Regions from separate parts of the Homo sapiens genome. Here region 2 is linked to region 1. Evidence: read pairs that join two places in POLR2A ChIA-PET (ENCODE). Cell type or tissue: GM12878. All regions are shown on one strand. Each heading gives the region's core, and the rest is flanking DNA. Links, peaks and the distances in the headings are about the cores only.

Evidence for each region. Peaks named below come from ENCODE experiments on the same cell type or tissue, not always from the same donor. Only the 100,000 strongest peaks of a DNase experiment are listed, where the experiment ranks them.
Region 2: POLR2A ChIA-PET joins it to region 1 with 6 read pairs; 1 of 35 experiments calls an interaction of 5 or more read pairs at or near these places.

Annotation. Positions count from the first base shown.
Region 1 is chr17:64,980,083-64,992,759 of GRCh38, forward strand. No RefSeq gene overlaps it. Among named protein-coding and RNA genes, the nearest start is that of LRRC37A3, 67 kb to the left of the region's middle. RefSeq lists enhancers at 4,824-5,103, 5,721-6,020, 6,301-6,350. In GM12878, for the core only: no CTCF peak of the experiment used is centred there; DNase peaks (open chromatin) are centred at 5,949 and 6,386; H3K4me3 peaks cover 1,100 bases; H3K27ac peaks cover 3,192 bases.
Region 2 is chr17:64,391,178-64,403,854 of GRCh38, forward strand. No RefSeq gene overlaps it. Among named protein-coding and RNA genes, the nearest start is that of PECAM1, 6.7 kb to the left of the region's middle. In GM12878, for the core only: no CTCF peak of the experiment used is centred there; a DNase peak (open chromatin) is centred at 5,194.

The DNA.
Region 1 (12,677 bases), core at 1,435-9,434:
GATCTCACAGACTTATGGTTAAGGATAGTCAACAAAATATTATTTATAATTATGAAAATTAGAAACAATCAAAATATCCAGCTATTGGAGACTGGAAAAGCATAAATTATTAATCATAGACCATAAATTACATGTACATTCATATGTTAGAATACTAAGCATCTATTTAAAATCATTTCTCAGCTGGGCACAGTGGCTCATGCCTGTAATCCCAGCACTTTGGGAGGCCAAAACAGGCTGATCACCTGAGGTCAGGAGTTCAAGACCAGCCTGGCTAACATGGCGAAACCCGGTCTCTACTAAAAATACAACAATTAGCCAGGTGTGGTGGCACATGCTTGTAGTTCCAGCTACTCAGGCGGCTGAAGCAGGAGAATCGCTTGAACCTGGCAGAAAGAGGTTGCAGTGAGCCATGGTCACACCACTGCACTCCGGCCTGAGCGACAGAGCGAGACTATCTCAAGAAAAAAAAAAATCATTTCTCAAAGACAGTAGTGACCTAGAGAAATGCTAAGGGGAAATAAAGTGTGACACAGAAATGTTTACACGTTGTAATTTTTTTTTTTTTTTTTTTGGGACGGGGCCTTACTCTGTCACCCAGGCTGGAGTACAGTAGTGTGATTACAGCTCACTGCAGCCTGGACGTCTCAGGATCAGGTGATTCTCCCACCTCAGCCTCCCAAGTAGCTGGGATTATAGGTATGCACCATTACACTTGGCTAATGTTTTGTGTTTTTTGTAGAGAAGGGGTTTCACCATGTTGCCTAGGCTTGTTTTGGTTTTGAACTTCTGGGCTCAAGCCATCTGCATGCCTCCACCTTCCAAAGTGCTGGGATTACAGGCATGAGCCATCTTGCCTGGCCTATATGTTGTAATCTTATTTTTGTTTTAAAAAGATGTGCTTGGCCGGGCATGGTGGCTCATGACTGTAACTCCAGAACTTTGGGAAGCTGAGGCAGGCAGATCATCTGAGGTCAGGGGTTCCAGACCTGCCTGGCCAACAAGGCGAAACCCCATCTCTACTAAAAAATACAAAAATTAGCTGGGCATGGTAGCACACGCCTGAAATCCCAGCTACTCGGGAGGCTGAGCCATGAGAATCACTTGAACCAGGGTGGCGGAGGTTGCAGTGAGCCAAGATCGTGCCACTGTACTCACTCTGTGTCCAAAAAAAAAAAAAAAAGAAAGTGCTGATAAGTAATAATCTATGAATAATGAGATATTTGGTGGTTTTGATTTCTCTCTCTCCTGCTTTACTTGTTAATTTGCCTTTTCCAAACTTTCTACAATAAGTATTATTACTTTTACAGTCAGAAAGCAATTTAACAAGTCAGTAGTGTATTAATATTTAGGCATTCCTAAATATACAAATGACCCTTGGGCATAACAGCTTCTCCATGTTTTCTAGGTGGTTCTCTGCCTCTGTCTTTCTGCCTAGGCTTTCAGCTGCTCCTCAATCTATTTTTCTATGGTCTCTGAATTTTACTTACACCAACATACCACTAACTAGAGATTCATTTAGATTAACAACCAAGCCATCCTTTGTCTTCCTAATTTGTTGACTTTATTTTAAAATTACTTTATGGACCGGGTGCAGTGGCTCACGCCTGTAATCTCAGCACTTTGGGAAGCCAAGGCAAGCGGATCACTTAGGTCAGGAGTTCGAGACCAGCCTGGCCAATGTGGCAAAACCCCGTCTCTGCTAAAAAAAAAAAAAAAAAAAAACCACACAGAAGATTAGCCAAGTGTGCCAAGTGTGGTGGCACACACCTGTAGTCCCAGCTACTTGGGAGGCTGAGGCAGGAGAATCGCTTGAACCTGGGAGGCAGAGGTTGCAGTGACCTGAGATCACACCACTGCATTTCAGCTTGGATAATAGAGCAACACTTGGTCTCAAAAAATAAATAAATAATAAAATTACTATATATATGAAAATATTCCAAATATACATTTTTAAAAGCTAAGAAGTACTAAAAGCATTGTAATGAAAAGTAATAGTCCCCACCCCATAGGCCAACTTCCTAGAGGCTACTGTTCTCAACTCCTTGGCTGTTTTTTCTGGTATTTATCTCCATGTTTCTCAACAATGTGTGTATAGTGAGATTTCTTGATCTTTTGATTTTAGGTAGCATCTGTTAATTTATTGCCATGAGAGATGAGGACTTAACTCTCATACATCATACTTTCTACCTCTCATTCCTCTGGTGATTATATCACACATTTTGGTTGAATCTGGTGGTCAGTGTTTACATTATGATGATTATGCAAACATTGTGTACTACAGAGCCAAGTAGTGTACTATGACCATGCTTTCTTTCTTGTAGAACCTCTTTATTTTTGCCTAGAGTTAATCATCACTTGATTTCTATTATTTATTTTCTTTTAAAAAACTATATAACATGCATGTGCCTTATTTTTTATGATTCTCTGATTCTTTACTTTGTTTTTTAATGCTTCTCTACATGGCCCGTTTACACTAGTTACATTTTTTTTCTGGGTACCCTCATCTCCACATTCCTATCTATACTGGTCATCCATGGGCCTACTGCATAGCTGTTCCTAGGACTGCAACTACACTTTGCTCTGTTGGATCCCCTGTTTCTTAAATTACTAAATTCTGTCTTCCTCTTTCCTGGCCTACTCCTTTGGTTTCAGTAGCACATCCCCAGAACCTTCTGGAATAAAGGTACATAGAGATAAATATTTTGAGAACTTTGACATCTGAAAATGTTTTTATCCTGCCCTCATACTTGATTGAGAATTTATTGAGTTGGTGTGGAATTCTAGATTGCAAATCATTTCCCCTCAGAATTATAAACAGTTTGCTCCAGTTTCTTCTGACTTCCAATGTTGCTACTGAGATGTTCAATGCCATTTTGATTCCTAGTTCTTTGTATGTTATCTGTTATTTTTAGGAAGATTATAGGGTCTCCTTTTTATCCTTAGCGTTCTGAAGGGTTATAAAGATGTGCCTTAGCCTGAACCTTTCTTCTCATTCATTTTGTGGCTCACTTAGCAGGCCCTTTGATACTGAGACTCTTATCCTTTCATTCTGAGAAATTTTCTGGTATTATTTTTTTGATAATTTCCTTCCCTCCATTCTTGCTGGATGTTGGACTTTCAGAATAGATCCTCAAATTTTCTTATCTCTCACATTTTTTCCATCTTTTTGTACTACATTCTGAAGTTTTTATCAATTATTTTTTTTCTTTTTCTTTTCTTTTCTTTTTTTTTTGAGACAGAGTTTCGCTCTGTTGCCCAGGCTGGAGTGCAGTGGTGCGATCTCAACTCACTGCAACCTCCACCTCTTGGTTTCAACCAGTTCTCTGCCTCAGCCTCCCTAGTAGCTGGGATTACAGACACCCACCACCACACCCAGCTAATTTTTTTTTTTTTTGTATTTTTAGTAGAGATGGGGTTTCATCATCTTGGCCAGGCTGATCTTGAACTCCTGACCTCGTGATCCACCCATCTCGGCCTCCCAAAGTGCTGGGATTATAGGTGTGAGCCACTGTGCCCAGACTTTATAAATTATCTTCTATCTTTTCTTTTGAATACTTACTTTAAACTATTCTGCTTTTCAATAGCCAAAATCCCTTTCTTGTTATGATTATTTTATTTTGCACCCTGCGATGGTTTGAATGTCTGTGTCCCCCCAAATTTCTATGTTGAGACCTAACCCCCAACGTGATAGTATTTGTAGATGGGAACCTTTGGGAGGTGATCAGGCCATGAGAATGGAACCCTTATGAATAGTATTAGTGCCTTTATAAAAGAGACCCAAGGGAGTCAGCTCACCCCTTCCTCCACGTGAGGCCACTGCAAGAAGACACTATCTCTGAACCAGAAAGCAGGCCCTCCCCAGACACCAAATCAGCACCTTGATCTTGGATTCCAGTCCCTAGAACCATGAGAAATAAATTTCTTTGTTTATAAACCACCCAGTGTATCATATTTTGTTACGGCATCCTGAAAGTCTAAAATACATCCTATTTCATGGATAAAATGCCTTTTCTTATTTCTCTATAGATAGTAACTATACTACTTTTGAAGATTTGTTCTGTTGTTTCCTCTGTTTTGGTCTTTTTGTTTCATGTTAGAACTTTCCATAAACATCTGGTAATCTTTGGCTATCTGTTAAGATTTCATTATGAGGCACAAAAAACTGGTGGGGGGTTCTGTGTGCATGAATGTGGCTTATTCTCAGAGGCAATCTGGCAGATAATCAGCTTATTCACTGAGGGGATTCTCCCCAGTGTCTGAACTTGAAAGTTTCTTCTCTGCGACCATTGCATTTTTTTTCCAGAGTAGGATCATTTCCTAACTGACTGCCAGTGTTCTGGAAGCAGGTGCAGTGAAGAGCCTAAGAGTCCTACTAATGTGTGTGTGAATTCCGAATCCTTAGTCACCGTGTTCATCCCTAACCCATACTGCCACAAGGACTCTCAAGTCTCACAACTAATTCATTTTAACATGAGAAGATATTAAGAGGGTTAAGAGGTTCTCCATGATTCACCTACTAGTGTGAATTCATATCTTCTCCTTTTGCTTTTCCCCTGGCCCTTAGCTGATATCAACTGCTCTGAGGAAATGGAAGTCTGATTGGTCAGGAAGCAGGAATAGTGGGTAATTTGGGGTCCCAGACCCCCCTTAGCAGGCAAGCAGCCCAGAGGTGGGTAAAGCACTTTAGGAAAGGGTGCTGCAATCCAGGGACTACGGCCCTGGACCTGGACGCCAAAAGGGAGTTGAGAAAGTAGAAAAGAAAACTACTTATGCTTAAATTGTGCTCAGAGCCAGGTCTCTATGCAAAGGAGCAGCAGGTGACCTGATTTCTCCCTCCTGCACTGCAGAGAACCTGCCCTCAAAGACCCAGAGCTCAGCTTCAGTAGAAGTTGAACAGCACTGTGCGAGCGAACCTGAGAACCCAGTCACCCTGAGAAAAACGGTTTCTAGGAGAAAACACATTCTTTGATCCAAACAACCAACTTACAAATGATCTTTTGGACCACGTCCTGCCTGCAAACTGAGGCTCAATTCACCTTTAATGGGCCAGCTCTGGCAGTGCCAAGGGAGAGAGGCCATTAGCAGAAATGAAAAAAGCAAGAAATCTTTTAGTCCATTAGGTTAAAAGAAGATTTTTCATGCTTTATTATTTATGATTTGCGACTTCAGTTACTGTTTCCTGGAACAAATGTTATGATTCAACTTCTATTTACTGAAGCAAATAGATGCTTATCAGCAGTCATGCTACAAATCACAAAGCAGTCAGTAAGGCCTTTGGGGCTGTGGCCTCTTTTGCAATTCTTTGATGTCTTGTCAGGCAACTTATTTTCTGTGCCTTAGAGAGTTTCCAAAAGCTACCACAATCTGATGTGTGTGTGTGTGTGTGTGTGTGTGTGTATACATTTGTGTGTGTATATCTACATGCACTCTTTCTGTCTCTCTTTCTCTCTCTCTCTATATATGGCATATAAATACAGTAAATTCAAAGAATTGAGCAAAAGCAGATTTTGGTTTTTACTTTAAGAATATCATTTCACTTCCTGAAAAATTAGGAATTAGGAGTCCTAAGAATACCACATAGCATTTAGGAAGACTTGAGTGGGAGCTAAGAAAGTTCGAATGAGGGGAGGAAGAAAGTCCCTGGTCAGCCCGGTATAGTGACTCAAGCCTGTAAACCCAGCACTTTAGAAGGCTGAGGTGGGAGGATTGTTTGAGCTCAGGAGTTTGAGATCAGCCTGGGCAACCTAGCAAGACTCTGATCTCTATTAAAAAAAAGAAAGAAAAGAAAGCCTGGGCAGTGGCCTCAGTGAACCCTCGAGGATGCTGTGATCCTCTTGGTGACGTCCCCAGCCTCTGCTTCAGGATGACAGCATGGTCTCCTGCACCATAGCTCGGTCTGAAATTTTCGGTTTTTCTTTCAAGTTCCCCTTTTTCAGTCTTCAAGGGGGATGGAGGAGGTGGCCTGAATAAGACATAAATGAAAGAGGAAGTGTCTCAGCACCAACCAAACGTAAAACAGCGACAGCGACCCACTTAGCTTGTGACCTCTACGGAAATACTGAAGACGTCCTCTGTGTCCTTTTAGACTTTCTGGGGGAGGGGACAGCTGCTGCCCAGAAGCAAGCAGCTTCCTTTTGGCCAGGTCAGTGCAGGGAACCAACAAAGACAGGGACCTGTGGCCAGAAGAAGCACAGCCACAGCAGGTATCTGATTGGACTGAGCCAGGAAAGGCCTTCTTGCCCTTAGGGACCCCTCAAAGCTTCTTTCCCACAAGCTGGAAACTGCTTGGCTCACTGCTGTCCTAAATGCAGGTGCCAGCCGAGGGGGTTACCCTAGGACCGTGAGCCATTAACAGCTTGTCTCAAATACGCTTCTCCAAGGCAGTCAGCGACTCCCCACTGAACACCTGTGGGTTCCTGCTGGTGCTAACTTAGGCACAGGGCTAGCAGGTCCCTCCCCTGTAGCAGATGATGAGAGCAAGTGTGGTGCAGGAGGAACTGGAAAGAGAGCATCGTCAGAGGCGACACTTGCGTGGATTAAAACCATATATTCTTGTGCAATGTAAAATTGCCAACTTGCATCAGCATAACGAAGGACACACTTAGAATAGAAAAGCTGAGGAGGACAGAAGAATAGGAAGAACAACAAAATCATGCCTGGTCCTTTTGCCCAGAAATGACCCATGTGAATCTTGGCTGAACTTTTAGACTTTTTCGCGGTGCACATTTCTGAACATAATTTGACAACGTGGGACCTCTAGAATTGTACATTCTAATTTTTCAGTCCATTTATTTCTTATTCCAGAAAGAATCCATATATAAGGATGGCTCATCACAGTGTTGTTTTTAATTGTGAAAAGCTGAAAAATGGATGCTCGCCACTAGTGTTTATAAATAAATTCAATAAAGTTATGCTCTCACAATAAAATATTATGTAATCATTTAAAAGAATAATCTCATGCTCTGCGTATTATCATGGAAGGATGTCCACAAGGTCTTGCTGAAATTTTTTTAAAAGTCCCAAAACAGTGTATATATAATTTGAGACTATTGATATAAAAATATGGGTGTATATGTGTGTAAAAAAAGATGTTTGGGCCGGGCACGGTGGCTCACGCCTGTAATCCCAACCTTTTTGGGGCTGAGGTGGGCGGATCACTTGAGGTCAGGAGTTTGAGACCAGCCTGGCCAACATGGTGAAACTCCGTCTCTACTAAAATAAAAATAAAAAAAATTAGCTGGATGTGGTGGTGCATGCCTGTAATCCCAGCTACTCCAGAGGCTGAGGCAGGAAAATCGCTTGAGCCAGGGAGGCGGAGGTTGCAGTGAGCCGAGATCTCACCACTGCACTCCAGCCTGGGTGACAGAGCGAGACTCCATCTCAAAAAAAAAAAAAAAAGGATGTTTGCCAAAATGTTAATAATGGTTGTCTTTAGAAGGAGGGCTTTTTGTGCTGTTTACTTTCTTCTTGATATTTTTTAGCAATTTGTTTTTGCAATGAGCATTTACTAGTTTTATATTTTTTAAACTATTTACCTTGAAAAAATTAGGTAAATCTATACTTACCATATAAAATACATTTATTTTGTAGTGAGTGAAAATGAGGGTTACAAAATATATACATAGTATAATATCATGTTCATATTTTATAGTTTTATACATAAATTTACATATTTTAGTTTAAGTGTTTATAAATACAAAAATACATTCACACATTTGAACATATATATAATATGCATATACATTTTACATGTATATATAAAAAGTTTTAAAACATATATTTTTATTTTTTAAGATTACTCTTTTTTTCTTTTTTTTTTTTGAGACAGAGTCTCACACTGTCGCCCAGGCTGGAGTAGAGTGGCACGATCTTGGCTCACTGCAACCTCCACCTCCCGGCTTCAAGCGATTCTCTCGCCTCAGCTTCCCAAGTAGCTGAGGTTACAGGCGCCCACCACCACGCCCAGCTAATTTTTTGTATTTTTAGTAGGGACGAGGTTTCACTACATTGGCCAAGCTGGTCTCAAACTCCTGACCTCGTGATCCACCTGCCTCAGCCTCCCAAAGTGTTGGGATTACAGGCGTGAGCCACTGTGCCTGGCCAAGATTACTCTTATATTTTGAATAATAATTGTATTTCCATTCTGGGGAAAAGAGTAATATTTTGGAAACCAGGCGCAGTGGCTCACGCCTGTAATCCCAGCACTTTAGGAGGCCGAGGCGGATGGATCATCTGAGGTCAGGAGTTCGAGACCACCCTGGCCAACATAGCAAAACCGTGTCTCTACTAAAAATACAAAAATCAGCCAGGCATGGTGGCGGGCACCTATAATCCCAGCTACTCGGGAGTCTGAGGCAGGATAATTTCTTGAACCTGGGAGGTGGAGGTTGTAGTGAGCCGAGATTGTGCCACTGCATTCCAGCCTGGTGGACCGAGTGAGACCCTATCTCAAAAAAAAAAAAAAAAAGTATGATTTTGGGCTAAGTCTTGGAGGGGTAGGGACGGCCAGTCCAGGGCAGCCCAGGCTGAGGGCACAGCATGTACCAAAAACACAAAGCCACAGCAGAGCAGGGCCATGCGTGGCACACGCTGCTCCTGGCACCTGATAGCACCAGTGTTCTGTCCTCCTGGAAACTCTCCTCTTGCATTTCTGGGTCACTGTTCTCTCCAGGCTGCCCAGTCAGCCAAGCAGGCACCTGGGCACAGAGGGGCCCTGAGGGATTGAGGCTGTCCCGGGTAGGGGCTCCGTAAGGGGGAAGCCAACCTACTTTGCAGTGTTCCTGAGGCTCAGGCCCGTGTGCCACAGTGAGAGGGCGCGAACTCCACGGTCCGTGGACTTGGGTTCAGCTGAGGCACCACCAGCTCCTGGGTGGCACTCGGCCAAGGCACTTTACCTCCCTGGGACTCAGTGTGTTTATCCAGGGGTATGAACAATAAGAACCTCTGGCCCACAGGCTTAATGAGAGAATTAAATAAGACATGGGAACAGCTCCTTTCAACTAACTGTTTATTACCAGAAGGTGCCCAATAACCAGGCATGGCAAAAGCCCAAAGGCAAAAACACAAAGCCCTGACATTTAACAGGTTCTTTTTTTGCTAAGAAACCAGCGCTGGAGACAAGTACTTGTGATATATCCTCGTGGCTGGACTTGTTGGTCACAAGTTCTAATTATGGAAATGCCCTCTGACAAAAGAGCCTGTTGATGTGAGTCACTATGGGTGGTTTAACTCTCTAGGCCTGGGCTGCTCCTAAGAATCATTTGCAGATACATCTATCTACCTAGCTATTTTTTTTTTTTTGAGACAGGGTCTCACTCTGTCACCCACTCTTCACTCTGTGAAGTGCAGTGGCACAATCAGGGCTCACTTTATCCTTGACCTCCTGGGCTCAAGCATTCTTTCCACCTCAGCCCTCTGAGCAGCTAAGACTATAGGTGTGTGCCACCATGCCGAGCTAATTTTTTTATTCTTGTTTTGAATTGTAGTATAGATGTCTCACTATATTATCCAGGCTGGCCTTGAATTCCTGAGCTCAAGCAGTCCTCCCACCTCGGCCTCCCAAAGTGCTGGGATTACAGGCATGAGCCACCGCACCCGGCCCATAAGATACATATGTTTTTTTTAAAATAATGCAGTGAGTTGTTTTGTTTTGGTTTTTGTGTTTTTTTAGAGACAAGGTGACATTCTGTTGCCCAGGCTGTGCTCTCACAGCTCACTGCCGCCTTGACCTCCTGGGTTCAGGCAATCCTTTCACCCCAGCCTCCACGTAGCTGGGACTACAGGCATATGCCACCACACCCTGGTTAATCTTAATTTTTTTTTTTAGAGATGGAGTCTTGCTATGTTGCCCAGTCTGGTCTTGAGTTCCTGGACTCCAGTGATCCACCCCCCTCAGCCTCCCAAAGTGCACCACCATGCCCAGTTAATTTTGTATTTTTAGTAGAGACAGGGTTTTTCCATGTGGTCAGGCTGGTCTCAAACTCCTGACCTCAGGTGATCTGCCTACCTTGGCCTCCCAAAGTGCTGGGATTACAAGTGTGAGCCACTGAGCCTGGTCGCTACTTGTTCTTATTGTGCATTTATATCCTGAAGAAATGGAATCTGCCATTTGCTGTAGCAGCGATCCAGAAAAACAAAGTGTAGTTGTTGGAATAAAACACAACTAACTGACATTGAGTGTCACCTGGGGGTGACCCAGCACAGCAAGAATGGATCAGCTTAAGCAGGTGTGGTGGCATGCACCTGTGGTCCCAGCTACTTAGGAGGCTGAAGTGGGAGGATCACCTGGCCCAGGAGAACGAGGCTGCGGTAAGCCAAGATCATGCCACTGCACTCCAGCCTGGGCAACAGAGCAAGATCCTGTCTCAAAAAAAAAAAAAAAGAATCAAAGAATGGATCAGCCTCATATCATCCAAGCTCATAGAGACAATGATGTAGAAAAACCCCAATGGCTTTGTATTGAATCGTCACCTTCAGAGGGCTGGGGACATAGGTTCATAGATAGTACCTTCACTCCCGGGAGGCACGGGAAGACAATTCCTTTTTGGTTTTTTTTTGAGACAGAGTTTCACTCTTGCCACCCAGGCTGGAGTGCAGTGGTGCAGTCTCAGCTCACTGCAACCTCTGCCTCCTGGGTTCAAGTGCTTCTCCTGCCTTAGCCTCCCAAGTAGCTAGCATTATAAGTGCCCATCACCACACCCAGTTAATTTCTGTATTTTTAGTAGAGACGGGGTTTCTCCATGTTGGCCAGGGTGGTCTCGAACTCCTGACCTCAGGTGATCCACCCACGTTGGCCTCCCGAAGTGCTGGGATTACAGGCATGAGCCACCACGCCCGGCCGGGAAGCCAATTTATAACAAGCTTTCTTGGTAAACATGGGTAATTAGTTGATGACCCTAATGGTCCCTACCCCTCAAAGTTTGGTGCATCCTCTTTCTCTCTCCCAGCCGTGTGAGGACACAACATGAAGTTGGTCATCTCAGGACCAGGAAGAGAGCCCTCCCCAGAACCCAACTATACTTGCACTTGACTTTGGACTTCCTAGCCTCTGCTGTGAGTGATGAATGCTTGTTGTGTAATCCACCCAGCCTATGATACTCTGTGGTAGCAGCCCAAGCTGACTAAGACACTTGGCAAGTGCATCTCCACAATAAGATCCAAGCCATCTCAGCCTGGAAGTTGATGCTTCCAGATGGCATTCAGGAGAATGACCAAAGTTTGTCTCTCTTTTTTTTGAGACAGAGTCTTGCTCTGGCTGGAGTGCAATGGTGCGATCTCAGCTCACTGCAACCTCCGCTCCCTGGGTTCAATAAATTTCTTGTGCCTCAGCCTCCCGAGTAGCTGGGATTACAGGCATGTGCCACCACACCCAGCTAATTTTTGTGTTTTTAGTAGAGATGGGGTTTCTCCATGTTGGCCAGGCTGGTCTCAAACTCCTGGCTTCAAGCGATCCACCCACCTCAGCCTCCCAAAGTGCTGGGATTATAGGCATGAACCACCACACCGAGCCCAAAGTTTTTCTCTTTGACCCTTCATTTTGTATTGTTGATCAATCTCCTCACCTTTTTTTTTTTTTTTGAGATAGGGTCTTGCTCTGTCACCCAGGCTCAAGTGCAGTGGCATGATCACAGCTTATTGTAGCCTCAAAGTCCCAAACTCAAGCAATCCTCCTGCTTTAGCCTCCTGAGTAGCTGGGACTACAGACGTAGGCCACCACACCCAGATAATTTTTATTTTTTTGTAGAGATGGGGTCTCATTATGTTGCCCAGGCTGCTCTCATACTCCTGGGCTCAAGTGATCCTCCAACCTTGGCCTCTCAAAGCACTGGGATTATAGGCGTGAGACATCACGCCCGGCCCTAACCCCCTTTCTGATTGACATGTTCTTAAGGTACCTTACAAGAGGTTAGAAGTGTTTTTATAAATATACCTTTTTTTTTTTTTTTTTTACAAACTTCAGTTGTAACCAAATCTTGCTAAAGAACTCATTCTGATCTCTTAAGGTAACTTTACATTTCTTTACATTAGAACTTTATATTTCTTCTAATCCATATGCATTGGTTTTACAGTTTTACCGTTTTGTAATTGCCAAAACAATACAGGATTCTCAGTCACATCGGAATTTCAGATGAACAATGAGTAATTTTTTAGTATAAGCATGTCCCATAAATTTCATGGGATATATTTACATTAAAAGTGATTGGTTGTTCATTTGAAATTCTAGTTAACTAAGCACCCTGTATTTTTATTTGTAAAACCTGGCCACCCACTCTCCAAGGGAAATACTAGTTCCCTATTTCCAAATTGGTGGAGGTGGTGGTGACCTCATGATTGCTCATATAACCTATCCACAGTTTCAAGAAGGAAAGAAAGGTAATTCTGTATGCCAAAAAGACACAAACCACACAAATAGCAAATATGTCCCCATGCAAGGCACAGTGCTGGATGACTCATGGAGAGTGATGTCTGGTCAAACACAAGCCCTCGGGCACGATGGCTCATGCCTGTTATCCCAGCACTTTGGGAGGCTGAGGCAGGTGGATCACGTGAGCCCAGGAATTTGAGACCAACCTGGACAACATGGGAGAAACCCCTCTCTACTAAAAAAAATACAAGAAAACTAGCCAAGCATAGTGGCACATTCCTCAGGGCGGGAGGCTGAGGTGGGAGGATCA
Region 2 (12,677 bases), core at 1,257-9,256, 590 kb before region 1:
GCATAAGTCTGGGCCCCCTGCCTTTCTTGGGCTGACTTTTCCCCAAAATTGCAGGTTTGTCAAAGAGACCTGCTGCTGGGGCAGGCTGAGCTTGGAATGCAGCGGAACTGAGGCGAGAGAATAGCAGAGGAAGTAGGGGGCAAAGAGCACCCTTGGGCGTAGGCTAGCTTAAGCAATAGCAAAAGCAAAAGATGTAAGATAGAAGAAGAACATACAAAATAAGGGAGTAAGCAGTAAGAATAGAATTAACGGCTGGGCGTGGTGGCTCACGCCTGTAATCCCAGCACTTTGGGAGGCCAAGGCGGGCGGATCATGAGGTTAGGGGTTTGAGACCAGCCTGACCAACATGGTGAAACTCCACCTCTACTAAAAAAAAAAATACAAAAATTAGCCAGGCATGGTGGAGAACCCCTGTAATCCCAGCTACTCAGGAGGCTGAGGCAGGAGAATTGCTTGAACCCAGGAGGCAGAGGTTGCAGTGAGCTGAGATCACACCATTGTACTCCAGCCTGGGCAACAGAGTGAGACTCCATCTCAAAAAAAAAAAAAAAAAGAATAGAATTAACTTCTTCCATGGCGATAAGGAGTGACATGTTAACCAAATATCGTACCCTTTAGAAGATGGCTTCAAATCTAAAAATACACTATTCCTACTCCTTTAAGCCTCAAAATACGTTATTCCTACTCCTTTTAAAAGATACCTTGTAGCTTTAAGATTGACCTTTGGGGCCGGGAGTCGTGGCTCATGCCGGTAATCCCAGCACTTTGAGAGGCTGAGGTAGGAGGATTGCCTGAGGTCAGGAGTTTCAGACCAGCCTGGCCAACATGGTGAAACCCTGTCTCCAATAAAAATACAAAAATTAGCCAGGCACGGTGGCACACGCCTATAATCCCAGCTACCCAAGAGGCTGAGGCAGTAGAATCGCTTGAACCCGGGAGGCGGAGGTTGCAGTGAGCCGAGATCGAACCACTGCACTCCAGCCTGGGGTGACAGAGCAAGACTTTGTCTCAAAAAAAAAAAAAAGATTGGCCTTTAGACTTTTCATTGGGTAATAGATATTTTGATGGTAGAAAATACTAGAATCTGGCAGAGCGCGATGGCTCATGCCTGTAATCCCAGCACTTTGGGAGGCCAAGGCGGGAGGATGACTTGAGGTCAGGAGTTGAAGACCAACCTGGCCAACAGGGAGAAACCCGTCTCTACTAAAAATACAAAAATTAGCCTTAGCCGGGCATGAAGGCCGGCACCTGTAATCCCAGCTACTTAGGAGGCTGAGGCAGAAGAACTCAGAAGGCGGAGGTTGCAGTGAGCCGAGATGGCACCACTGCACTCTAGCCTAGGCGACAGAAGTGAAACTCCATCTCAAAAAAAAAAAAAAGAGAAAGAAACTACTAGAATCTGATCCTTTGCATCAGTTTCTAAAAATCTAACTTGTTACAGTCATAGAGTCAAACGTTATGGGATGCTTTGGAAAAGAAGCAAACCATGTGGATATTAATAACACATCAAAATCTCTCAGACTGTCTTAATATTTTATGGTGTTTCTTTATAGTCTGTAATTTAAAACATCAATCAAATATTGCCACAAAAAGTAATATAATAGATAAGGGAGTAAGCAGTAAGTTGGGACATGGTAAGAGAAGTAAGTTGGAAGGACTTCCAGTAGCTATTTGGTCGCAAAAAATAAAAGTAAAGATGGGCAATTTGGTCAGAAGAGGTAAAGTGGGGGTAAACAAGGTTGAACAACTATCTTACAAGAAATAAAGTAGGGTGAAGGCACTATAAGAGAAAGGCAAGTGACATTAAGCAAGTGAGGAAAAACATGTAAAAGGCCGTGAAATGTAACAAACCGGCACTGATAACCACTCACAGGTCAGCCCACTCACCCCTCTCCGAGAGTGTCGCTGTGCTTAATCATTTGCTGCTTCGCTATTTGTACGTGTGTCATGTCCAATTCTTTGTTCATGGCACCAACAGCCTGGAGCTGCGCGGCACCATCTGGTAACAGAACTAGGAAGCTCTCCTCAGCTTTTGGTGTGGGTGACATACGCAGCCCTATGAGAGGCCCCTCCCCAGCATGCACCCCTAAACAAATGCGTACTCTACTGGGCCACTATGCAGGAGCTTCCTAAGATATACATCATTTCTGCTGGGCGTGGTGGCTCATGCCTGTAATCCTAGCACTTTGGGAGGCCGAGGCGGGCGGATCACCTGAGGTCAGGAGTTCGAGACCAGCCTGACCAACATGGAGAAACTCCGTCCTTACTAAAAATACAAAAATTAATCGGGTGTGGTGGCGCATGCCTGTAATCCCAGGTACTCAGGAGACTGAGGTAGGAGAATCGCTTGAACCTGGGAGGTGGAGGTTGCAGTGAGCTGAGATCACGCCATTGCACTCCAACCTGGGGGACAAGAGTGAAACACTGTCTCAAAAAAAAAAAAGATATACATCATTTCCTTTCACTCCTCTGTTTGAGACCAGAAAAAGTCAATTTACAGCCTGCCATAATACAGCCTTTGCTTACCTTTCAAGCCTAGTCTCTCACCACTTCCTTCCTTGCACCTACATTATGGCTGCTAGAATTTCTAGTTCCTAGCACTCTTCATCTGTCTGTGCCTTTGTCGGGGCTGCTCCCCTACTTGGAATGCCTTCCCCACTTCTTTCCAAGCAAATTCCTACCCATCCTTCCTAACTCAGTTCAGGAATCCATTTCTCCAGAATTTTTCCTCGTCTTCCCCAGACTGAGCTGCCCTTCCTCTGCAACCCCCTTACCTCCCTGGTTTTCCCTCTGTCGGATACTTTTTTTTTTTTTGAGACAGAGTCTTGCTCTGTCGCCCAGGCTAGAGTGCGGTGGCGTGATCTTGGCTCACTGCAACCTCCACCTCACGGGTTCAGGCAATTCTCCTACCTCAGCCTCCCAAGTAGCTAGAATTACAGGCATGCGTCACCATGCCCGGATAATTTTTGTATTTTTAGTAGAGACGGGGTTTCACCATGTTAGCCAGGCTGGTCTTGAACTCCTGACCTCAGGTGATCGCCCACCTTGGCCTCCCAAAGTGCTGGGATTACAGGTGTGAGCCACCGGGCCCAGCTGTCGGACCCTTTTATTTTTTTTTGAGATGGAGTCTCGCTCTGTCGCCCAGGCTGCAGTGCAGTGGCGCAATCCTGGCTCACTGCAAGCTCTGCCTCCCGGGTTCACGCCATTCTCCTGCCTCAGCCTCCCAAGTAGCTGGGACTACAGGCGCCCCCCACCACACCCGGCTAATTTTTTGTATTTTTAGTAGAGACGGGTTTCACCGTGTTAGCCAGGATGGTCTCGACCTCCTGACCTTGTGATCCACCCACCTCAGCCTCCCAAAGTGCTGGGATTACAGGCGTGAGCCACCGCGCCCAGCCAGACACTTTTATTATAGGATGTGTCATAATGGCCTGTCCTCCCCCAAATGGACTGCAATCTCCTTGATGACAGGGAGAGTGTCTGGAACCTAGTAGATGATGAAAAAGCATTAGTGCAATGGATGATTGTCTAGATGGATGAAGACAAACTACTGTATTGTCTGAATCAGATGATCACTGCCTTGAGGGTGCCATATTGTTTCTGAAATGCCACCCTCTAGGACTTCCCCATGGTAAAGCTAAGACAGATACAAACTGGCCACAGTCAAAACCAGATTCCTCTACCTCAGGGCAAGAACCAAGAAGTAATGGCTTCCAGCTAGAAAACAATTCCTCTCTCTGACCTATGGTTCAGTGGAAGTTTTGATAAGAGCCTTGAACAGCAATACACACTTTACCCATTTATTTCTAAAGGAATGTTTTCCATTGCGTTATTTGCTGTTGTTTTGTGCTCGCCATTCCCCACTATAAGCTATCTTCTTTGGCAACCTACTGGAAATTACCCTCACCCATCTACCAAATTTTGATGTGGGAACAGAAAAGGAAACACCATGATTAATAAAATAAATTTTGGCTTCAATGGTAATTTTTAGACACTGCAGAGTAAGCACCTTTTGCAGAGCAACAATTCAAATGATAGTGATAAATGCCAAGACCCCAGACCCCGTGCCCTCAAGTTCCAAAGTAAATTTCTAAAATGTGGCAATTGCTTCATAAATGATTCTAATATTTTCAGGATACCATGATAAAATAAAGCTTTATTTCAAAAATAAATGTTTTTTTTAGAAAATTGAAAAATTGTATCCCATAATTCACACTGTGTACCAGAATACATTCCAAATGGACCAGTGATATGAATGTACAAATAAACCCATAAGAGTCCTAGAAGGGGCCAGGCACAGTGGCTCATGCTTGTAATCCCAGCACTTTGGGAGGCCGAGGTGGGCAGATCATCTGAGGTCAGGGGTTCAAGGCCAGCCTGGCCCACATATAGTGAAACCCTGTCTCTACTAAAAAATACAAAAATTAGCTAGGCGTGGTGGCACATGCCTGTAGTCCCAGCTACTTGGGAAGCTGAGGCAGGAGAATCACTTGAACCTGGGAGGCAGAGGTTGCAATGAGCCAAGATCATGCCACTGCACTTCAGCCTGGGCAACAGAGCAAGACTCTGTCTCGCAAAAAAAAAAAAAAAAAAAAGTTCTAGAAGAAAATACAAAAGAAGAAAAGAAGTCCTTACAACCTTGAATGGCAGAGGCTGGTTTAACTAAAACTTAAAATCCAGAAGCCATAAAATTGATTGATAAATTGTACTTTATGAAAAAAAAGTTCTGTTTTGCCAAAAAAAAAAAAAAAAAAATTAGTCAAGAGAAAAACTACTAACTGGAAAAAATGTTTGCAACTCACATCACGGACAAAGAGCTAACTTCCCTAGTGTGTGAAGAACACTCATAAATTAAGAAGAAAAAGTTCGGGAGTCTGTCTAAGCTACTCTGGCTTGGGAGGCTGCCTGATTAAAAGAAAGAAAATAAAAGAGAAGAAGAAAAAGAAAAGACCAACAATCCAATAGAAAAATGGGCAAAGAATATGAACAGATAGTTTCCATAATGTAAGAAAAAGTATCTGAAATTGGAAATAGGCAAAAATGAGTACTGCATGCCTGTCCAGGGTTTACCTCACACTCTAAGGTTATTAACGTTTGTTTGACTTGCTATTTACAGTAGACTAGAATACTTTACAATCAGTAGGGGAGGGTAAACATTAACTTGTAGAAAGTCAGTAAGGATGCAAAGGATTCTTATTATCTGTGGCAGAGGGGTGGGTGGCAGAAACTGAGCAGTTGGGGACTTTTCTTTGTAAAGCTTTCTGTACTTTTGTTATTTAAATCATGTGACTGTATTACCCTTTCACTTTTTTCTTTTTTTTTTGAGATGGAGTCTTGCGCTGTTGCCCAGGCTGTTGTGCAGTGGCACTATCTCAGCTCACTGCAACCTCCACCTCCAGGGTTCAAGTGATTCTCCTGCCTCAGCCTCCTGAGTAGCTGGGACTACAGGCATGTGCCACCATGCCCAGCTAATTTTCGTATTTTTAGTAGAGATGGGGTTTCACCGTGTTGGCCAGACTGGTCTTGAACTCCTGACCTCGGGTGATCCACCCACCCACCTTGGTCTCCCAAACTGCTGGGATTACAGGCGGGAGCCACCGTGCCCGGCAGTATTACCTTTAAAATTTTAATTAAGAAATTGAATTTCTGTTCAGCTTTATGAAGTATTATATAATTGACATAAAATAAGCTGTGTTTAAAGTATACACTCAGAAAAGTGTTGACATGTGTATACTGATGAAACAACCTCCACAATCAAGGAAGCAGACACATCCACCACCCCCAAAAGGTTCCTATGCCCCTCGTCTCCCTTGCCCTCTGCACCCTCCCCACTGCAAAGATTGATCTGCTTTCTGATTAGTTTCCATGTTCTGGAATTTTGTAAAGATTCATACAGTATGTACCTTTTATTATTATTATCATTATCTTTGGTGTGTCTTTTTTCTTTTTCTTTTTTTTTTTTTTTTGAGACAGAGTCTCTCTCTGTTGCCCAGGCTGGAGCACAGTGGCACAATCTCGGCTCACTGCAACCTCCACCTCCCAGGTTCAAGCAATTCTCTGCCTCAGCCTCTGGAGTAGCTGGGATTACAGGCACCTGCCACCACGCCTGGCTAATTTTTTGTATTTTTAGTAGAGACAGGGTTTCACCGTGTTAGCCAGGATGGTCTCGATCTCCTGACCTCGTGATCCGCCCGCCTCGGCCTCCCAAAGTGCTGGGATTACAGGCGTGAGCCACCGCGCCTGGCCTTTTTTTTTTTTTTTTTTTTTTTTGAGACAGGGTCTTGCTCTGTGGCCCAGGCTGGAGTGCAGTGCCGCAATCTTGGCTTGCTGCAACCTCTGCCTCCTGGGTTCAAGCAACTCTCCTGCCTCAGCCTCCCGAGTAGCTGGGATCACAGGTGTGCACCACCATGCCCAGCTAATTTTTGTATTTTTAGTAGAGATGGGATGTCACCATGTTGGCCAGGCTGGTCTCAAACTCCTGACCATAAGCAATCCGCCCACCTCAACCTCCCAAACTGCTGAGATTACAGGCATGAACCACCGCACCCAGCCAACATCTTTTTTTTGAGACAGGGTCTCACTCTGTCTCCTAGGCTGGAGTGCAGTGGCACAATCATGGCTCACGGCAGCCTCAAACTCCTGAGCTCAAGCAATCCTCCCACCTCAGCCTCCCAAGTAGCTGGGACTACAGGTGTGCACCACCACGCACAGCTAATTTTTTACTTTTTGTAGAGACAGGGTCTTGCCCAGGCTGGAATCCAGCTTCTTGTCTCAGAAGATCCTCCAGCCTCAGCCTCCCAAAGTGCTGGGATTATAGGCATGAGCCACTATGCCTGGCCTGGCCTTTTTCAATATAGTAAATTGAATGGGTTTTTATTCGTTTGTGGGCCTCTCCTTTCTCCTCACTTCTTCCCCTTGACCTTGGTGGATTCCTTGATTGGGTTGAGGCAAAGGTTCCCACACGGCTTTGGCTTCTTGGTAACTGATCAAGAGACTGACTCCTACATAACCAAGGGACCCCAGGAGTTCCCACCAGGCTTAACAAACTCACCCAGGACCCTGTTTCTCCCATGGTGTTGTTCGCTTCTTCTCAGCCAAGCAGAATTGAAGGAGGACAGACACACAGTTATTCCTACCTGCAGTGCTCCTGCCTTCAAATACCGGGGAAGTAACGCAGATCCGAAACATAGCGACTCGTTAACTGCACAGAAAAAGCTGTCTGCTGGAATAAACTTCAGGAAGTGGTTTTTCTGAGCAACTGGAGGTGGAGTGGGGGGAGGAAGGCGGAGGCAGGTGGGCAACAGACATGTCGGAGGGCACAGCAGGCCAACCACCTATTTCATGACAATGGTGATTGGAAATGAGATTCACCGGCCGTTCCATTTCCCCCACCTGTAGCCTCAGATCTCATTAGTCTTGGAGAGTTGATGAGCCAGACTCAACAGCCCCCATCCACTGGGTTTGGGACACACCCCAGCCTGGGAGTGAACGTGCACTAATGCGTAAATCAGAAGCCTGGGTTCCCTGTCTGTTCTCTGCAGCTTAATAGCTTAAATGCTCTGAGGCTCATGTTCCTCACCTATATAATGGGAATAATGTGCCCATCTACCCATTGAATAGGCTTGTTAGGAAGATCAAACAAGAGCTAGCCTTTGAAAGCACATTTAACCAGCAGAGCACAGTAAGAACATAGTAACAACAAAAAAATATAAAAAATAGCTGCATACGGTGGTGCATGCCTGTGGTCCCAACTACTCGTGAAGCTGAGGTGGGAGCAACGCTTAAGCCCAGGAGTTTGAGGCTGCAGTGAGCCACGATCACACCACTGTACTCTAACCTGGGCAACAGGGCAAGACCTTGTCTCAAAAAGTAATAATAATTAATTAAAAAGTTTAAAAAAAACAATAGTTATGATTGAACAATAATAACAACAGTTGTTGATCTGGTTTGGCTGGGCCTGCCACATCTGAATCGCTGCTCTGGAGCTCAGCTGACTTAGTGAACCCAAGGGGCAGCGCTCAGTGCCTTTTCTTCCACACCCACCATATGCTGCCCTCACCACCCCAGTCTGGCCCCTCACAAAGTTGGGCAGCTGGGCAAAAGGGAGGCAGGCAGGGACATTGTGGAGGAGTCTGTGCTATTCCATCCCCTGCAGGAGGCCCCCTCCAGTTACAAGGGACATGGTTGTTTTGTTTTTGGGATTTTTTGGGGTTTTTTTTGAGACAGGTTCTTGTTCTGTTGCACATGCTGGAGTGCAGCGGTGTGATCACAGCTCACTGCAACCTCCGCCTCTCAGGTTCAAGCCATCCTCCCACCTCAGCCTCTCGAGTAGCTGGGACTGTAGGCATGCACCACCACATCCGGCTAATTTTGGTAATTTTTGTAGAGATGGGGTCTCGTCACATTGCCCAGGCTGGTCTTGAACTCCTGAGCTCAAGCGATTTGCACGCCTCGGCCTCCCAAAGTGCTGGGATTATAGGCATGAGCCACCGCACCTGGCTGACATGGTTGTATTATGACTCATAACCATAGGCATTTTTGCCTTTGTAGACCTCTTCCTCCACAAAAAAAAAAAAATTACATTTTGAAACTGTACTGGTATAAATAAGAAGATATTCATATTATATATTTAAAAATTTCTTTTACCTAGACAGTGGTTTTATTCTTCTGATGACTGTATCTTCTAAACCTAATGAAGAAGGGCCTGACAACAGATCAGGCACACAACAGCCCAAGGGGTTAAGGGACCTACTGTCTTCCACCCTGAGTGGCCTGGCCGCTGGCCTGGGAAGAGCACCACCATGTCCCAGGCACTGAAGCCAAAACAGGTGTTTGTGCATTCTGTTCTCAAAACCACAAAAGCACAAGCAACAAAATAACAAAAACAGATAAACTAGACTGTATTAAAATTAAAAATGTTTTTATTGCAAAGGATAGCATTAGGAAAGTGAAAGGTAATTCACAGAATGGGAGAAAATATTTGGAAATAATATATCTGATAAGGGTCTAGGATCTTGAATATATAAAGAACTGTTACAACTCAACAACAAAAACACAACCATTTTAAAGAATTGGCAAAGGGGCAGGGCGTGGTGGCTCACGCCTGTAATCCCAGCACTTGGGGAGCCTGAGGCAGGAGGATCACTCAAGGTCAGGAGTTCCAAGACCAGCCTGGCCAATATGGTGAAACCCCATCTCAGCTAAAAATGCAAAAAATTAGCCGGGCGGTGGCACATGCCTATAATCCCAGATACTCAGGAGCTCAGGAGGCTGAGGCAGGAGAATCGCTTGTTCCCAGGAGGCAGAGGTTGCAGTGAGCTGAGATCATGTCACTGCACTCCAGCCTGGGCAATAGAGTGAATGAGACTCCATCTTAAAAAAAAAAAAAAAAAAAAAGGATTTGAGCAGATTATTTCTCCTAAGAAGATAAAAAAAAAAAATGACCCCAAGCACATGAAAAGATGCTCAACATCATTAGTCATTAGGGAATTGCAAATCGAAACTACAATGAGATACCACTTCATACCCACTAGGATAACTATAACCAAAAAGACAGACAACAAATATTGATGAGGATGTAGAGAAACAGGAATGCCCATATGCTACTATGGCATTGTAAAATGATACAGCCACTTTGAAAACAGTTGGTGGTTCCCCAAAATTAAAAATAGAGTTACCATGTGATCCAGCAGCAATTCAACCCTTGGGGATATAGTCAAGAGAGCTGAAAACACGTCCACACAAAAACATGCACACAAATGTTTATAGGGCTGGGCACGGTGGCTCACGCCTGTAATCCTAGCACTTTGGGAGGCCGAGGCGGGTGGATCATGAGGTGAGGAGATCGAGGTCATCCTGGCTAACACGGTGAAATCCTGTCTCTACTAAAAATACAAAAAAATTAGCCAGGCGTGGTGGTGGGCACCTGTAGTCCCAGCTACTCGGGAGGCTGAGGCAGAAGAATGGTGTGAACCCGGGAGGCAGAGCTTGCAGTAAGCCGAGATCGCGCCACTGCACTCCAGCCTGGGGCAACAGAGCAAGACTCCGTCTCAAAAAAAAAAAAAATCACAAATGTTTATAGAAGCAGTATTCACAATAGCCAAAATATAGAAACAACACAAATGTTCATCAACTGATGAATGAGCAAACAAAATGTGTTATAGCCATATAATGGAATATTATTTGGCAATAAAAAGAATAAAGTACTGGGCAGGGCATGGTGGCTCACACCGGTAATCCCAGCACTTTGGGAGCCCGAGGCTGGAGAATCGCTTAAAGCCAGGAGTTTGAGACTAGCCTGGGCAACATAGCCAGACCCTGGCTCTACCAAAAAAAAAAAATTTTTTTTTTCACCTCCCACCAACTTCTCTCAAAAAATTTTTAAAAATTAGCCTGGTGTGGTGGTGTGCCCCGGTAGTCCCAGCTACTCTGGAGGCTGAGATGGGAGGCTTGTTTGAGCTCAGGACTTTGAGGCTACAGTGAGCTAGGATTGCACCGCTGCACTCTGGCCCAGGTCATAGCATGAGACTCTGTCTCTAAACAACAACAACAAAAGGAACGAAATACTGATACATGCTACACTATAGATGAACTTTAAAAACATGCTAAGTGGAAGAAGCTACACATGAAAGGCCACATATTATATAATTCCATTTCTATGCAATGTCCGGAATACGCAAATCCATGGAGATGGAAAGTAGTTTGGTTGGCTAGGGCTGGGGGATTAGGCAAGATAGCTAAAGAATACAGGTTTCTTTTTGGGATAATGAAAATGTTCTAAAATTGATTGGGGTGATGGTTGCACAACTCTGAATATATGAAACACCATTGAATTGCACGCTTTAAATAGGTAAATGGTATGGCATGTGAACTATATCTCAATGAATCTGTTATTTTAAAAATTTTAGAGGGTATGTTTTCATTTCCTGTGGCTACAGTGACAAATACCCACACACTTCCTGGCTTAAAACAACAGAAACTTATTCTTTCCCCATTCTGGATCTAGAATAAGTATGAATGGACCAAAATCAAGCTGCCAGCAGGGCTACACTCCCTGCAGAGGCTCTGCGGGAGGAGAATCTGTTCCTGGCCTCTTACAGGAGCAGATTGGTGGCTGCTGGCATTCCTTGGTCTGTGGGTGCATCACTCCAGTCTTCAAGGCCAGCATCTTCAAATCTCTGCTCAATCTTCACATCACCTCTCTTCTGTGTGTCTAATCTCCCTTATTTATTATTTATTTATTTATTTGAGATGGGGTCTCACCCTGTTTCCAAGGCTGGAGTGCAGTGGTTCAATCACGACTCACTGCAGCCTTGACCACCAGTGATTCTCTCACCTCAGCCTCCTGAGTAGCTGGGACCACAGGCACACACCACCATGCCTAGATAATTTTTTAATTATTTGTAAAGATGAGGTCTCGCTATGTTTCCCAGGTTGGCCTTGAACTTTTGAGCTCAAGGGATTCTCCTGCCTGGGCCTCTCAAAGTGCTGGGATTATAGGCATAAACCAATGTGCCCCGCCTCCCTCTGCCTCTCTGGTAAAGTCACTTGTGATTGCATTTGGAGCCCATCCAGATAATCTCCCCAACTCAAAACTGTTAACTTAATCACATCTGCAAATCCCATTCTCCCACATGTTACAAACTGAATGTTTGCATCCCCGCGACAATTCACATGTTGGAACCAACTCCCCAGTGTGATAGTACTTGCAGGTGGAGCCTTTGGAGGTGGTTATGTCATGAGGGTGGAGGCCTCATGAATGGGACTGGTGCCCTTATGAAAGGGACCATAAGAAAATCCCTAGGCCCGGTGCGGTGGCTCACGCCTGTAATCCCAGCACTTTGGGTGGCCAAGGTGGGCAGATCGACGTGAGGCCACGAGTTTGAGACCAGCCTGGACAACGTAGCAAAATCCTATCTCTACTAAAAATACAAAAATTAGCTGGCATGGTGGCGCGCCTGTAGCCTCAGTTACTTGGGAGGCTGAGGCACGAGAATCACTTGAACCCAGGAGGCAAAGGTTGTGGTCAGCCGAGACCGCGCCACTGCACTCCAGCCCGGGTGACAGGGCAAGACTCCTTCTCAAAACAGAAAAAAAAAAAAAAAAGGCAAGAAAAGAATTCCCTAGTCCTTTCCATCATGTGAGGACACAGCAGAGAGACAGCCATCTATAAATGAGGAAGTAGGCCTCACCAGACACTGGAGCTGCTGGAGCTTTGATGCTGGACTTCCCAAACTCCAGAACTGTGAGAAATACATTTTTGTTGTTTCTTTTTTTTTTTTTTTTTTGAGATGGAGTCTCATTCTTGTTGCCCAGGCTGGAGTGCAATGGCACAATTTCAGCTCATTGAAACCTCCGCCTCCCGGGTTCAAGCGATTCTCCTGCCTCAGCCAGCTGAGTAACTGGGATTACAGGCATGAGCCACCATGCCTGGCTAATTTTGTGTTTTTAGTAGAGATGGGGTTTCTCTGTGTTGGTCAAGCTGATCTTGAACTCCCAACCTCAGGTGATCCACCTGCCTCAGCCTCCCAAAGTGCTGGGATTACAGGCGTGAGCCACCGCGCCCGGCCCATTTTTGTTGTTTCTAAGGCACCCAGTCCAAACAAACTAAGACACCATATAGGGCAACATTCACAGGTTCCAGGGGTCAGGGCCTGATATCCTTGGGGGTCATCAGC